3 separate regions of the Mus musculus genome follow, and all the other regions are linked to region 3. Evidence: chromatin contacts called from ENCODE POLR2A ChIA-PET data. All regions are on one chromosome and are shown on one strand. Each heading gives the region's core, a stretch centred on a gene start or an enhancer-like site at or near the end of the contact. The rest is flanking DNA. Distances are from core to core; before and after follow the strand shown.

Region 1 (4,296 bases), core at 241-2,740, 160 kb before region 3:
ACAGGAATGTGCCACTATGTCCAGTAAATCTGCTCATTAAACATCATTGCCCAAGGCCAAGTGTTCACAGCTTTAGTCTCAGCACTCAGGAGGCTGAGGTGGGAGGATCTCAGTGAGTTCAAGGCCAGCCTGGTCTATATAGCAATAGCAAGTTCCAGGACATCTAGAACTATAGAGAGAAACACTGTCTCAAACAACTAAAAACTAAAAAAAATAAAATAAAAAAAAAATCTCCATCCAAGCCATGGTGGCTCACATCTGTAATCCCACCATTTGTAATCTCTTGCTGATGGTGGTTGGAGAATCACTGTGAATTTGAGACACACTTGTCCTGTATAGCAAGTTATAAGCTAGCCTGGGCTACAAGTATGAGACCTGCCTCTCCCCCAATCCACAAACAATAACAATAATAAAATAACTGGGTGTGGTGCCTCTTAGGAAGTAGAGGCACAAGGATCAGGAGTTCAAAGTCAGTCCCCAAAAAATAGTGCAGTTAAGGCTAGCCTAGGCTTGGCTAAAATTTACAAGTCAGAGGCTCCTGGAGGTCAAAGAGGTGATCCTTGTTTGTTTTTTGAAAGTTTTGCATTTGGGGGTTTTGGTTGTTTTGGGGTTTGATGTGTGCATTTAGACAGGGTCTCATTGTGTAGTCCAAACTGGAATTAAATTGTTGCACCACTATGCCCAGCTCCAACACTTCCGTAAAACGTTGAAAGGCAGACATGCTGGTGCATGCTTGTAATCTATCTCATCATGCTGGGGACAGAAGAAGAGGGCTGCTCCGGGTTTGAGCCTGGGCTGCGAAGAGAGTTCAAAGCCAACTCCAGTACAAAAGTGAGACCAGTCTCAAAAACACAAACCTTGGGAGCACTCTACACGTGCTTTAGAGATGGTTCACTGGAGAGTGGAGTTCTTATCCCTAGCCAGTACTGAAATTCCGAAGTTATTATCAAGCTTCAGTTCTATGAACTGGACTACATTTTGCCTGCAACCCGCTTGTTAGGAAAACTTTCAGTGCTGCTTCCCTGTGCCCCCGAGCATGCACAGAAGTATAGGGAAAAGTTGGCTCCAGACCCAAGTAGGGGAAAGGTCTCTTATTCTGTGTAAGCCGTGAGCTGAAAAGATTCCAACTGGCGGGGCTGGAATTTGGCGTGCCAAGGGTAATGCCTGCACCCTTTCAGAAGCAAAGAACACTAAATTATGGAACCTCTGTGTGCAAGAGAAGTTTTCCCAGCACTTTACTAATGGGGAGACATGAGCAGAAGGCCCGAGAGCAGGCCTGAAACCCATCAGTTGACCTTGTTTGAGAACTTTCTTCCTAGCCTCCTTGTCGGTCACCAGGGGTTCAGGCGGTCGCTTGACATCCTCGGCGAAGGGGTTCGGGGAACTTGCAGCGTAAAGGCCCACGTAGACCCTGTGGAGGATCACCAGCAGCAGCACGGCCAGCAGCAGAGCAGTGATCCACATGTTGCTGCCAGGGCTCGGAAGACCGCGTCCTTTCCCCGCTGAGCTCGGCTTTTATAGCTGAGGCCCCGCCCCTCTAGTTCGTCCTTGGAGTAATACCAGACTTGGAGGAGCCGAAGCATTTTGACTCACGCCTGCTCAAAACTGATGAAGATTGTCCATTATGGACCTCCGTATGATCTTTGCAGAGCAGGAGTTCAATTGCCTAATGGGAAATGTAGTTCTAGCGCGAGACAGGCGACACTGCACGGCTGCGCGAAAAGGGGGATGTGGGATCCCCCCCTTACCGGAACGCTGGGGACGCGTCCGGTGAGCAAGGGGTCTGGTGAGGGAGGTGAGGGTGAGGAGGACGATGTCTGGTGGAAATGGTCACCGCGGGACCACAACAAGGATGAAAGTTGCAGGTCTGAGAGAGATCCTGTCTGGGAGGCAGAGAAGACCTGGGTTCTGGTGCCTTTTCCGTGTTGGATTCGCTGGAACCTCGGAGGCAGTTCATTGCTTTCCTCCCCTCTCCTCTTCCAAGCAGTGACAAAGTTTCTGTGCCCACACAGCCTCTGTCTGGGTATCTGAGTTGAGACCTTGTTGAGACCTGCACAGGAGCTCTCCTAAACCTGTGTCAGCCCAGGACTGGCAGCCTCACACCGACGTTATCCCTAGGTGGATTCCCCTAATCGTAACTACTCTATCAGGCTCTCAAAGTGCAAGCCACCTAGGACAAGCCTCAAGAAAGACTAAGTCAAGGATCATCCTGTGTGTTTATTTGCATTTAAGGACGCACCAGCTTCTAAATCAGCTTTTCAGAGAGTTTAAGCTCCAGCAGACAGTCTAGATATCCTACCATCTTAATGTTGCCCTTTGAGGAAAGTAGGTCTGAAATACGTACTTGACTTAAGAGGGATTTGTTTGTATAGGAGGCCCATTTCCTCAGGTACCCACTATCAGGAGGAATGACTTCGTAACTTTGAGTGTTTTGTCCTTGTTTTAGGCCCCAGCGGTGCTCCAGTCCGGTATGTAAAGCAGGTCATGCTTCTATGCTACTTGGTTCGTTTTCCCCACAGTAACAGGAGAGCCTTCCCGAGACTTTGTCAGTCCTACCTGTGACCCTGCCAGGTTATCTGATGTGTGTGTATCTTATGCTGTCATTTAGGCCGAGATGGAAGGAAAGGAAAAGAGAGGTAGATGCTGAGGTTCTGGGGAGGGGGGGGGGGAGCTAGTTCCTGGGGTGTTTCAGGGAGGACGTTACCACCATCCTCTCTAGATCACAGGCAGCCAGGCGTCGAGCCCAAAAGCTGTTTGTTACTGGCAGTCAGTCCTTGGGGAATGTAAATCATAGTCCCCTAGTGGAGGACTGGCTCCGTGGAGGGCCTCCCCACTGACTTAGTCCTCTGAGTCTGTGAAGTATGACTGTCAGTTGTGTGAGAACCATCCACTCTCATTTTCCCCCTCGATATCAGGGGTTGAGCCTCCTTTGCTGCCACTAGGTTACAGTCCCAGCCTTTCCACACTGACTCTCTGGTGTGTGGGTGTGAGCATGCATGCCCATATAGGAACAGAAAGATCAGGGGGACTGTAAATTGCCTGTTCTGTCACTCTGTGCCTTCTACCTTTGAAGTTGGTAGAATTGCTTCTCTGACTGAATGTGGAACTAGGCCCAGCAACCAGCAATCCTTTTAATTCCATCGACCAGAGTGCTAGGGAGCCAAACTCAGGTTTTTACCCTGAAGCAAGCCCTCCTGCCCACTGAGTCATCTTCCCAGCCCCTTGTGTGTGTGTGTGTTTTTTTTTTTTTTTTTTTTTGGTTTTTATCTGGGTGAGCAGAGCGGTGTGTGCCATGGTGCGTGTGTGGAGGTCAGAAGACAATTGCTTCTTTATTTCTACCAGTCTTCTAGGTCCCTCTAGGGACTGAACTTAGGTCATCAAGTTTGCTGGCAAGCACCTCGACCCACTGAGCCATTTCACCTGCCCTTGCTTTGTTTTCTGTTGAGACAGAGTCTTGCTAGGTAGTCTTAACTGACCTGGAACTCTATGTAGATCAGGCTGCCCTCAAATACACAGTGATTCTCCTGCCTCTGCTTCCAGATTTCTAGGAATCTGGGCATACATTCATGCGGGCATACACCACCATGTTGAGGATGATCTCTGGTTTTTATTTTTTTTTTTTCAGTTGTGGGGACTGAACCCAGATGTCACTTGTGGTAAGCAATAGCTTTACCTCTGATCTGTATCCCAGGCCTTGTGTTTTGTTTTGACTCTCTCACATCAATCCGTCCCCCTAAGACCTAGAGGTGCTCGCTCATGAGAAGGCTGTCTCCTCGTGACACAGACTTTTGATGTGATGGGGTCTTTGTCCAGCCCTCTTCCTGAGGCAGGCACCATAAGATGAAAGAACAGGACTTTTGTCTCCACCCTTGAGAAGTAGAAGCAAGCCTCAGCTACATAGCAAGGATGAGGCCAGGCTGAAGAACGTCCATAAGAACTTCTCTGTATATCTGAGTCCTTATAGAGAGGGAGAGAGAGAGGGGGAGAGAGAGAAGGGCTGGAGAGATGCTCACTTAAGAACATCTTGCAGAGGACCAGAATTTGGCTCTCTGCACCTACATGGCAGCTCTCAACCATGTGTAACTCCAGCTCCAGGGAATCCAATGTGTTATGGACATCTGCACATACATGGCAGACACACCCACACACACCCACACACACCCACACACACACAGAGGAGTACACAAATGAAAATAATACACTTTTTAAAAAATTGGGTGTGGTAGCACATACTTGTAAGCCCAACATTAGGAAGGAGAATGGGCAGCTCTCTAAAGCTCACTGGCTGGCCATCCT
Region 2 (4,119 bases), core at 719-3,218, 180 kb before region 3:
TTTGGCCCCAGTCAGGCACAAAATGCAGAGGCATAAACGGAGGCCAAACAGCCACACACATAAAATAACAATACATCCTATTTAAAAGATCCTCTATCTTAAACCTCCAGAGTATTGAGAACCATAGAACCCGGCATGGTGGCACAGAACAGTAATCTCAGCATTTCCAAGGCAGAGGCAGGAAGACTGATGCCAGTTCAAGGTCTGCTGTACTGCGGAGTGAGTTCCAGGCCTGTTATGACTGCAGAATGAGAGCCTGTCTCGAAAATGACAAAGAAAAAAAAATGAACATAGATGTTGAGGCTACTTGTTAAATCACTGTTTATGAGATACCTAGCCTGGCAAATGTTCATAAATGACTTTAGACAACTTGTTTAAACCATCCAGCACTACCATAGATGAGGACACAGGAAATGACTGCAAACAGGAATCTGCAGATGAGCAGAGAGCAAGCACATTTAAAGTGGGTGTATGTTTTACTGACATGTATGTCTCTACACCTCATGTGTGCAGTGACTGTGGGCCAAAAGACGATGTCAGGTCTCCTGAAACTGGAATTATAGACCGTTGTCGGGTGGCTTGTGGGCTCCAGGAATGGAATGTGGGTCCTCCGGAAGAGTAGTCAGTGTTCTTAAGCACTGAACCATCTCCCTAGACACTAAAGATGTCTGTTGCTGTTGTTTTTCAAGACAGAGTTTCTCTGTGTAACCCTGGCTATCCTGGAACTCACTCTGTAGATCAGGCTGGCCTGATTCAGAGATTTGCCTGCCTCTGCCTCCTGTGTGCTGGGACTAATGTTGTGTCCCACCATCACCTGGCTCTCTAAAAAAAGTTTTTTTAAGTATATTTCTTTTAAAATTCTATTTTGTTGTTTGCATTATAAGAATGTGTTGCTTGGGCTGGAGTGATAACTCAGCAGTTAAGAGCACCACTGACTGCTCTTCCAGAGGTACTGAGCTCAAATCCCAGCAACCATATGGTGGCTCACAATCATCTGTAACAAGACCTGATTCCCTCTTCCAGTGTCTGGTGACAGCTACAGTGTACTCACATATAATAAATAAAATAAACCTTAAAAAAAAAAAAAAGAATGTGTTGCTTGTGTGGTGTGGTGGTGCATGTCTTTAACCCCAGCACTCAAGAGGCAGAGGTAGGTGGATCTCTGTGATTGCAAGGCTAGCCTGGTCTACAGAGCGAGTTCTGTTAAACAGAAGAACCCTGTCTTGGAAAGAAAAAGAATATATATGTGGTGAATGAGACAAGAGTGTTTGTCTAGTGTGCATAGAACCACGATTTGATTGCTAGTACCACATAAATTGGAGACACAAGCCAGTAGTCCAGTAGGAAGATCAGAAACTCAAGGTCTTCCTGTTTGAGTAACAAAGTACCTTACTTCCTGGATTGGAGAGATGGCTCAGGGCTTGTTGCTCTCCCACAGGAACAGAGTTCAGTTTCCAACACCCACAGAGTTTGAAACGCTTGAAGCTCTAGCTCTAGGGCATCTGATGCCCTCATCTAGCCTCCAAGAGCACCTACACACAGGTGGCAGACACACATACACAAATAAAAATAGTAAATCTTTGATATTTTATTTCTTAAATAAATAAATAGCCCAACAGGGGCGTGGTGAGGCACCTGTAATCCCAAACACTCAGGAGGCAGCAGGTGCCCACATAGCAATATGGTTTCAAACACATAGAAATTCAGAAGAACAAACAAGAAATCAAAAACCTTGGTAAATTCAGAGGGCCCTGGATACAGCCAAGAAAGGGATTAGGATCAGGATGAAATGTGTTTGCTTCTAGATGGGCAAGTGCTGAAGAGAGTACATTTGTTTGTGAAGTGAGAAAGCAGCATCGGCAACGGAGAGGTTGGAAACACGAGCAGAGGATGCGACAAAGAGGCGCCCGGCCCCACGACCCTACATCATAAGCAGCGAAGGCGACGCAGCACCTGCCGGTCGCAACAGCTTCCGAAAAACGAGGCCAAGTGAACAAGAACGAGATCGCCGAGCCCCGCAGACTGCTGAGAAACAGAAGGGACTTGGGGGGGAATAAAGAGCTGGACTTGACTTCCGGCACTCTACCGGAACACACAGACAACGGCTGCTGTCGCCCGGTAGCCCCACCCCTAAGGCGGGGCTGCGCCGGAAGAGAAACAGTCCGCCGGAAAGGGAGGGGCCACGCTCGGGAAAATCTCGTGCGCCGCTCTCACGTCATCAGAGGGCGGAAGCGCAGACTGCAGGATGCGGTTCCAGGTTGCGTTGCTCCTGCTGAGTGTCGCGGTGGCGAGTAAGGACCCCCACCCCAGCCCAGCTCACTCTCCCCTTTAGGTTCCCCATTCCTCACCTTGGTGGGTCGCTACGGGAGCCGGCGTCTTTCTTGTCTGGCCCGACCCTGCTCTAGCCATCTCCGCTTTCCCATTCGGCCATCCCCGCTAGGCTCTCAGAAGTCAAGCCCGCTTCTCTTCTTCCGAGGACTTACTGTTTTTTGTTTTTTGTTTTTTCTGTTTGTTTCAGGAGCTCTGCCGTCCGTTTATAAGAGAGACGCCGACTCAGGTGACTCTCAGAATCCTCCGAATCAGCCTTCCAAACAGTCCTCCACTCCCCTGCCTTCTTCTAACCAGGTAAAGACTACAAGGCCGACCGACGGTCAGGGGCAGAAGTCAGATAAAAAAGACCAGGACAAGACGACTTTGGCAGCAGTTTCCAGTAAGGCGGAATCTGGGCCGCGGACCGCCGCGACCGATCACAGTTTGGGTGATTCCAGAAGGCAGCCCGAGAAAACGGATGCCGAGTTGAACGAAACTGCGCGGCCCCTCTCACCAGTCAACCCCAAACTGGAAAAGTCTGATCAGAGCTCCACAGAAGATTCAGGCAAGCCCACAGGAGGTAATTCTGGCAAGCCCACAGGAGGTGATTCTGGCAAGCCCACAGAAGCTGGTTCGAATAAGGCCACAGAAGATGATTCTGGCAAGTCCACGAAAGTTGATTTGGACAAGCCCACCTCCAAAATCTCCCCAGATACGGAGACTTCGAAGACTGACAAAGTCCAGCCAACTGAAAAAGGACAAAAACCAACACTTACTTCCAAAACTGAATCTGGGGAAACACTGGCAGGGGACTCTGACTTCTCTTTAAAGCCAGAGAAAGGAGATAAGTCTTCAGAGCCTACTGAAGACGTGGAAACCAAGGAGATTGAAGAGGGTGACACAGAGCCGGAAGAAGGCTCACCACTTGAAGAAGAGAATGAAAAGGTGCCGGGCCCTTCCTCCAGTGAGAACCAAGAGGGGACACTTACAGACTCTATGAAGAATGAGAAGGATGATCTTTATAAGGACAGTTCTGGAAACACCAGTGCAGAGAGCAGCCACTTCTTTGCATATCTAGTGACCGCTGCTGTTCTTGTTGCTGTCCTCTATATTGCTTACCACAACAAACGAAAGGTAAGAGGGGACTGGGATTTCCAGGACCCTAAGTTCTTTGTTCATGGACAGCTATCTGTCACTCATCTGCCTGTGAGCTTTGAGAATTTTAAGATCATCTTGTTTTTTCCATAGACCCTGCTGGGGCTTATAAAACTAAGTTTTGTAAATCAGGTGTTTTCATCATGTGACTTGTTTCCTCTCAGTTCTGCTGTAAAGTGCCAAGTTGGACGTGAGTCATGACCTGACCTAACTGTAATTCCCCTCCCCTAACTTGGAACTCAGATCATTCCCAGCCTCTTGATATGTAGACCTCTTCCCCCTTTTCCAGGCTTAAGATAGTTTACCATTTCTAGCTTCTATACCAACCATCTTCCATCTGGAGGCAGGAAGAATGTTTTCAGTTACATAGTTACTAACACCAAAAGTAGAAAGCCAACCAACAAGAGTTGAAATTGCACAAATGTACACATCTTTGGGGTTAAAGTGTTACCCATGAAACAACTTTAGAAACAACTCTATATGACAAAATTATTGTATTTCCTACTGAGCCATGAGATTTAGAAGACAATTTCAGTAACTTGACTTATTGAAGAGTTCAATTTGTGATAGCCTTTGGGCATAAAGAATGGAGAGTGTACATTCTTCATTTACATCTAAATGTCCATGTTGAGAGCAGTAAATTAGAGAAAAGTT
Region 3 (4,013 bases), core at 1,073-3,572:
TGGAGGGGACTGTTCTGAGATACGGTGTGAAATAATAGTAACAGCATACTCTACCCTTTAATGAGAGCATGCGAGACTAGCCAGGTCTGGTGGAATACTCCTGAAATCTTTAGCTCTCTAGAGGCTGAAACAGGGAAGGCTTTTCATGAATTCAAGGCCAGTTTGGGCTACACAGTGAGTTCCAGATCAACACAGGCTACAGAGTGAGACCTGGTCTCAAGAAGCAACCACAGCAGGATAAGTAGAGAATTTTAGCCTTTGTCCCACCAGCAAATGGACACCTGTAAAATGACAATTCACTACTTTAGTGGTTCCTGTTATATGTTAGACACCGTGCAAAAGATTTCTTGGAAATTTTTCCTACTATTATCCCAACTTTACAGGCTGAAGACAGAGGTATGGAGGTTGCTTATTCTGTTAGGTAACAGCAGAAGCGTGACCCAAAGCCACGAATTGCAGTCCCTATGAGCAAGAGAGGTAATGATGTATAACTGAGTTTAATTCTCTTGGCAGGATGAAACCAGCTGTGGAGCTGAGAGCAAAGGGGTGTCAGAATTTAATGAACTAATCATTGAATTTAACCTCCTCCCTCTCTATTAATAAAATAACCTTTTAATTATATTCTGGCTTCTATATAGATTTTTCTGCTGGAAGGTAATGCACTGACCGGTCTACACAGGCATTTTGGTCTGTCTGGCAATTTTATTACTCATTGTGAGGTACTCTTAATGGCTGAGCCATCTCTCTAGCCCCTAAAACAAGTAAAAATTATGAAAGTCTTTACTATTTTCTCATGAAGGGCTAGTTTTAAAAATAAACCCAACGAACAAGAACAAAATACTGTCAGGCTGCCTGCAACGATGTGGTTTCCGACATGGAGATGAGCCTGTGTGTGTCCCTTATCTTCTTTGTTCCTAGCATAGCACAGTCTAAGAGCTTCCTTTGTTTCCCACAGTGCCTTTCTCAAACTCCCACCTTTGCACTGGCACACACCCTAGAGGGAAATGCCCCTTGCTTTTCATAGTGTACCTAATTTTCTGAGGCAAGGCAGCTGGCAGCCGGAGGTTGTCATTCAGCCTCACAGTCAAGTGCATCTTATGCTAGGAGCAGGCTGTTCCCTAGCATCATAAAACCCGATGTTCTTGACAAACACTGGTTCTCAAAAGCCACCAGGCTCCTGGCCTGCCCTAAGACTGGACCCAACAGTTGTGTGACACTGGCCTCATAGAGGGTCTCTGCATGCAATTAGCTCCAGACTCCACTCTTTGTCTGTATGGAGTTTTATTTCCCTTTTTTTCCCCGTCTGTTAATTCATTTCATGAGCAAAACTGAGACAACTGCAAAAGTTTAAAAGAGAAAGTGTCATAAAATCGAGGCCATTTGACCTTGACAAGCTCATCTGAAGCACATTTGAAGGCTTGAATAGCGCCCTCCCCTACACACACGAAAGAAGCATTCATATTCTCTCGAACAGATTGGAACGTCCATTTCTTCCTAGGAAGCATGGAAAACCAAGCCATGCAAAGTCAGATTTAGGATAGAAAAGAATCTAGTACCGTCTCAGACTACGGGGGTCCACGAGGCTCGGCGAGGGGGGAGGGGAGGCCGCCGGCAAGTGGCAATTGTTCGGAAAAACAATACAGCATTCCTGCTAGTTGGCTTTACAGCCATTTTCCCCAGAGCAGTTACTCGAGGCATGACTAACGGTAGGGCTAGAACCCCTCACAATCTCTCGTTCCCCGGAGGGAACCGTGTAGGATGGATAAGGGCAGTGCCTATTAGCCTCCGCTGGCCAGTCAACATGGCCACCTTCACATGGCAGAGGGCCACCCGGCGCTGGTGCACGAGGTGGCGAATGGAGGGTGGTGGTGGCAGGAAAGACCCTCGGCGAGAGCCACAGCACAAAACGGCCGCCACCGCCACGGCCGCCGCTGGGAGGCGCGCGCGCCGGCAGACCTCCGTGGGCAACGGTCGGAGGGATGTACCATACCCTCGTACAGGGGAGGCCGTCCTTCAAATCCAAATCCTCTCTTCTCCAGCAATCAACGTGGGGATGGGCGTAAACCCCAAGTCTACTCACTTACATCTCCATTTAACCCACGCCATCAAGATGACTAACTACTGGCAGGAGGCCCGGTTAGCTCTGCTCGCCCCCCCCATCGGTAGAATGGTTCAGCCGGAGCTCGGCTCGGCGGACCTCCCTGCCAACCCCCATCCGCCCGCCCGCGGCGCATTGGCGCGCGACGCCGAGGGGCGGAGCCCGAGCCGGGCGCGCGCGACCCCCTGCTCTATAAATACTGGGCCGCTTCGCCCGCCGCTCCGTTCGCTCCGAGTCTCCAGCCTGCCGAGAGCTGAAGCGATCCTCCCTCTGTGTCTTCCGCAGCCCTCCGCCTCGCCGCCTCTCAGTCTCCTCAGAGTCGCCCTCTCTCACCGCCGCCGCCATGAACGGGCAGCTCAACGGCTTCCACGAGGCGTTCATTGAGGAGGGGACGTTCCTCTTCACTTCCGAGTCTGTAGGGGAAGGTCACCCAGGTGAGCCGACGGGGACTCGGAGGAGGGAAGGGCGGAGGGCAGTGGCGCTGGGGGTGGTCGAGGCCGTCTCCGGCGGCGGTGGGCATGGCAGCGGCCGCGCGCTTCCCTCGTGGCGCCGCGAGTTTGCAATGTGCGGCCCCGCTCCCCTCCCCCTTTCTCCGCTCCTCATCCGGCGGCGCGCCCCGGCATGCGGAAGGTTCCAGAAATCGAGAAGGGCGGGGGCTCGAGGCAGTTTTGAGATCGGCGCGGGGAGGGCACTGCTTCCTCCTCTTTAGTCCCGTCGCCTGGAAAAACCTCAAGTGGGCGACCCCGCCCCGCGTGCTCGCGTCCGGCCGCCGGGAGCGCGCGCCCCGCATTGCAGCGGCTACCACGTGTTCGCCGCATGTGGAATTGGGGCGAAGCGGAGCTGGCGGCCTCTACCCACCCGACCCCTAGTTTGGAAGTGGGGGCTGGTGTCTCCGAAGGTCCCATCTCTAATATCCCTGACTTCCGGCCCCTGGAAAACGCTTAAGAGCATGGGTAGACATGCCCTTTAGCCTTCAAGGTGACAGACTGCCACTGACTAAATATAGCGCGAATTAGAGAAGGCATCCCTTATTTAGAGTGTGCTTGAAAAGGATGAAGTGCATGAATTAAGTGTATACTCCCATCGCGTTAGGTTTCGTTTTAAAGTCTTCCCTTTGGTCTTTTTCCTACAACTAAAGGAGGATTTATTTCATGTTTCCTTAAGGCTTTGTCCACTGAACCGCCATGATGAGATCGGTTATAATGAATCTATTATATGGACTTTGGGTTTCAGATGGAACATAACCATTTAGTAAATACTAATATTCAGTTTGAGCTGTTTCCGTTCGCAGGGGGTCCACAGCAATATTATTACATGGCTTGTGAGGAGCATCTTGATGAGTGATGGTTGAAAGACAAGTGTTGCTGTGGCTCCTCCCACACTCCCCTCAAGGAAAGGAGTATCTCCATATCTATTGAATCACTCCTTAGTACAGCCATTAGATTCCATCTTAAGGTTCTGTGGCTGCAATACACATTTTGGGGTAGTAACAAAAATCAAGGAACATAGAGCCAAGCACAGTGGTACACTAACTACTACAATCCCAGCGTTTAAAGTATGGAAGCAGTTTAGTTTGTCAGCCTGGGCCACGTGTAAGACCCTGTCTCAATACCACAAACATTCCAGACCAGGATACTGCCATTTTCTAAATTGATGAATCAAGGAGAAATTGGATATGGCTTAGAGCACACTTGAAAGTTTCCTGGAGCCGAAGGCAGAGGCAGGTGGATTTTTCTGAGTTCCAGGACAGCCAGGGCTATAACCCTGTCTCAAAAAAAAAAAAATTACTGCATTTTTTGTTTGCTGGTGTTTCTTCTGTTAAATTTATTTTCATGGTTAAAAAAAAAATCTCATTTCCCTATTGTCTAATAATAGGGGAAATGGACTGTTTTAAGAAGTTAATGACCTGACAGTT

The links. ChIA-PET counts read pairs that join two places held with the same protein, here RNA polymerase II (POLR2A).
Region 1: POLR2A ChIA-PET joins it to region 3 with 21 read pairs in embryonic stem cell. The contact joins the promoter of Retsat here to the promoter of Mat2a in region 3. POLR2A ChIA-PET finds 5 or more read pairs at or near these places in 4 of 5 experiments (Patski and embryonic stem cell).
Region 2: POLR2A ChIA-PET joins it to region 3 with 10 read pairs in Patski. The contact joins the promoter of Tgoln1 here to the promoter of Mat2a in region 3. POLR2A ChIA-PET finds 5 or more read pairs at or near these places in 3 of 5 experiments (Patski and embryonic stem cell).

The regions. Positions count from the first base shown.
Region 1 is chr6:72,595,796-72,600,091 of GRCm38, reverse strand. It overlaps Retsat (retinol saturase (all trans retinol 13,14 reductase)), which reads right to left and starts at 1,490. Exons shown (of 11, transcript NM_026159.5): 1 at 1,296-1,490. The coding sequence starts at 1,464. Elmod3 (ELMO/CED-12 domain containing 3) reads left to right here and starts at 1,679. Exons shown (of 12, transcript NM_001253692.1): 1 at 1,679-1,770.
Region 2 is chr6:72,614,849-72,618,967 of GRCm38, reverse strand. It overlaps Tgoln1 (trans-golgi network protein), which reads left to right and starts at 1,968. Exons shown (of 4, transcript NM_009443.3): 1 at 1,968-2,291; 2 at 2,519-3,444. The coding sequence starts at 2,246.
Region 3 is chr6:72,437,865-72,441,877 of GRCm38, reverse strand. It overlaps Mat2a (methionine adenosyltransferase II, alpha), which reads left to right and starts at 2,322. Exons shown (of 9, transcript NM_145569.5): 1 at 2,322-2,532. The coding sequence starts at 2,442. It overlaps Particl (promoter of Mat2a antisense radiation induced circulating long non-coding RNA), which reads right to left and starts at 3,195. Exons shown (of 1, transcript NR_046011.1): 1 at 1,263-3,195.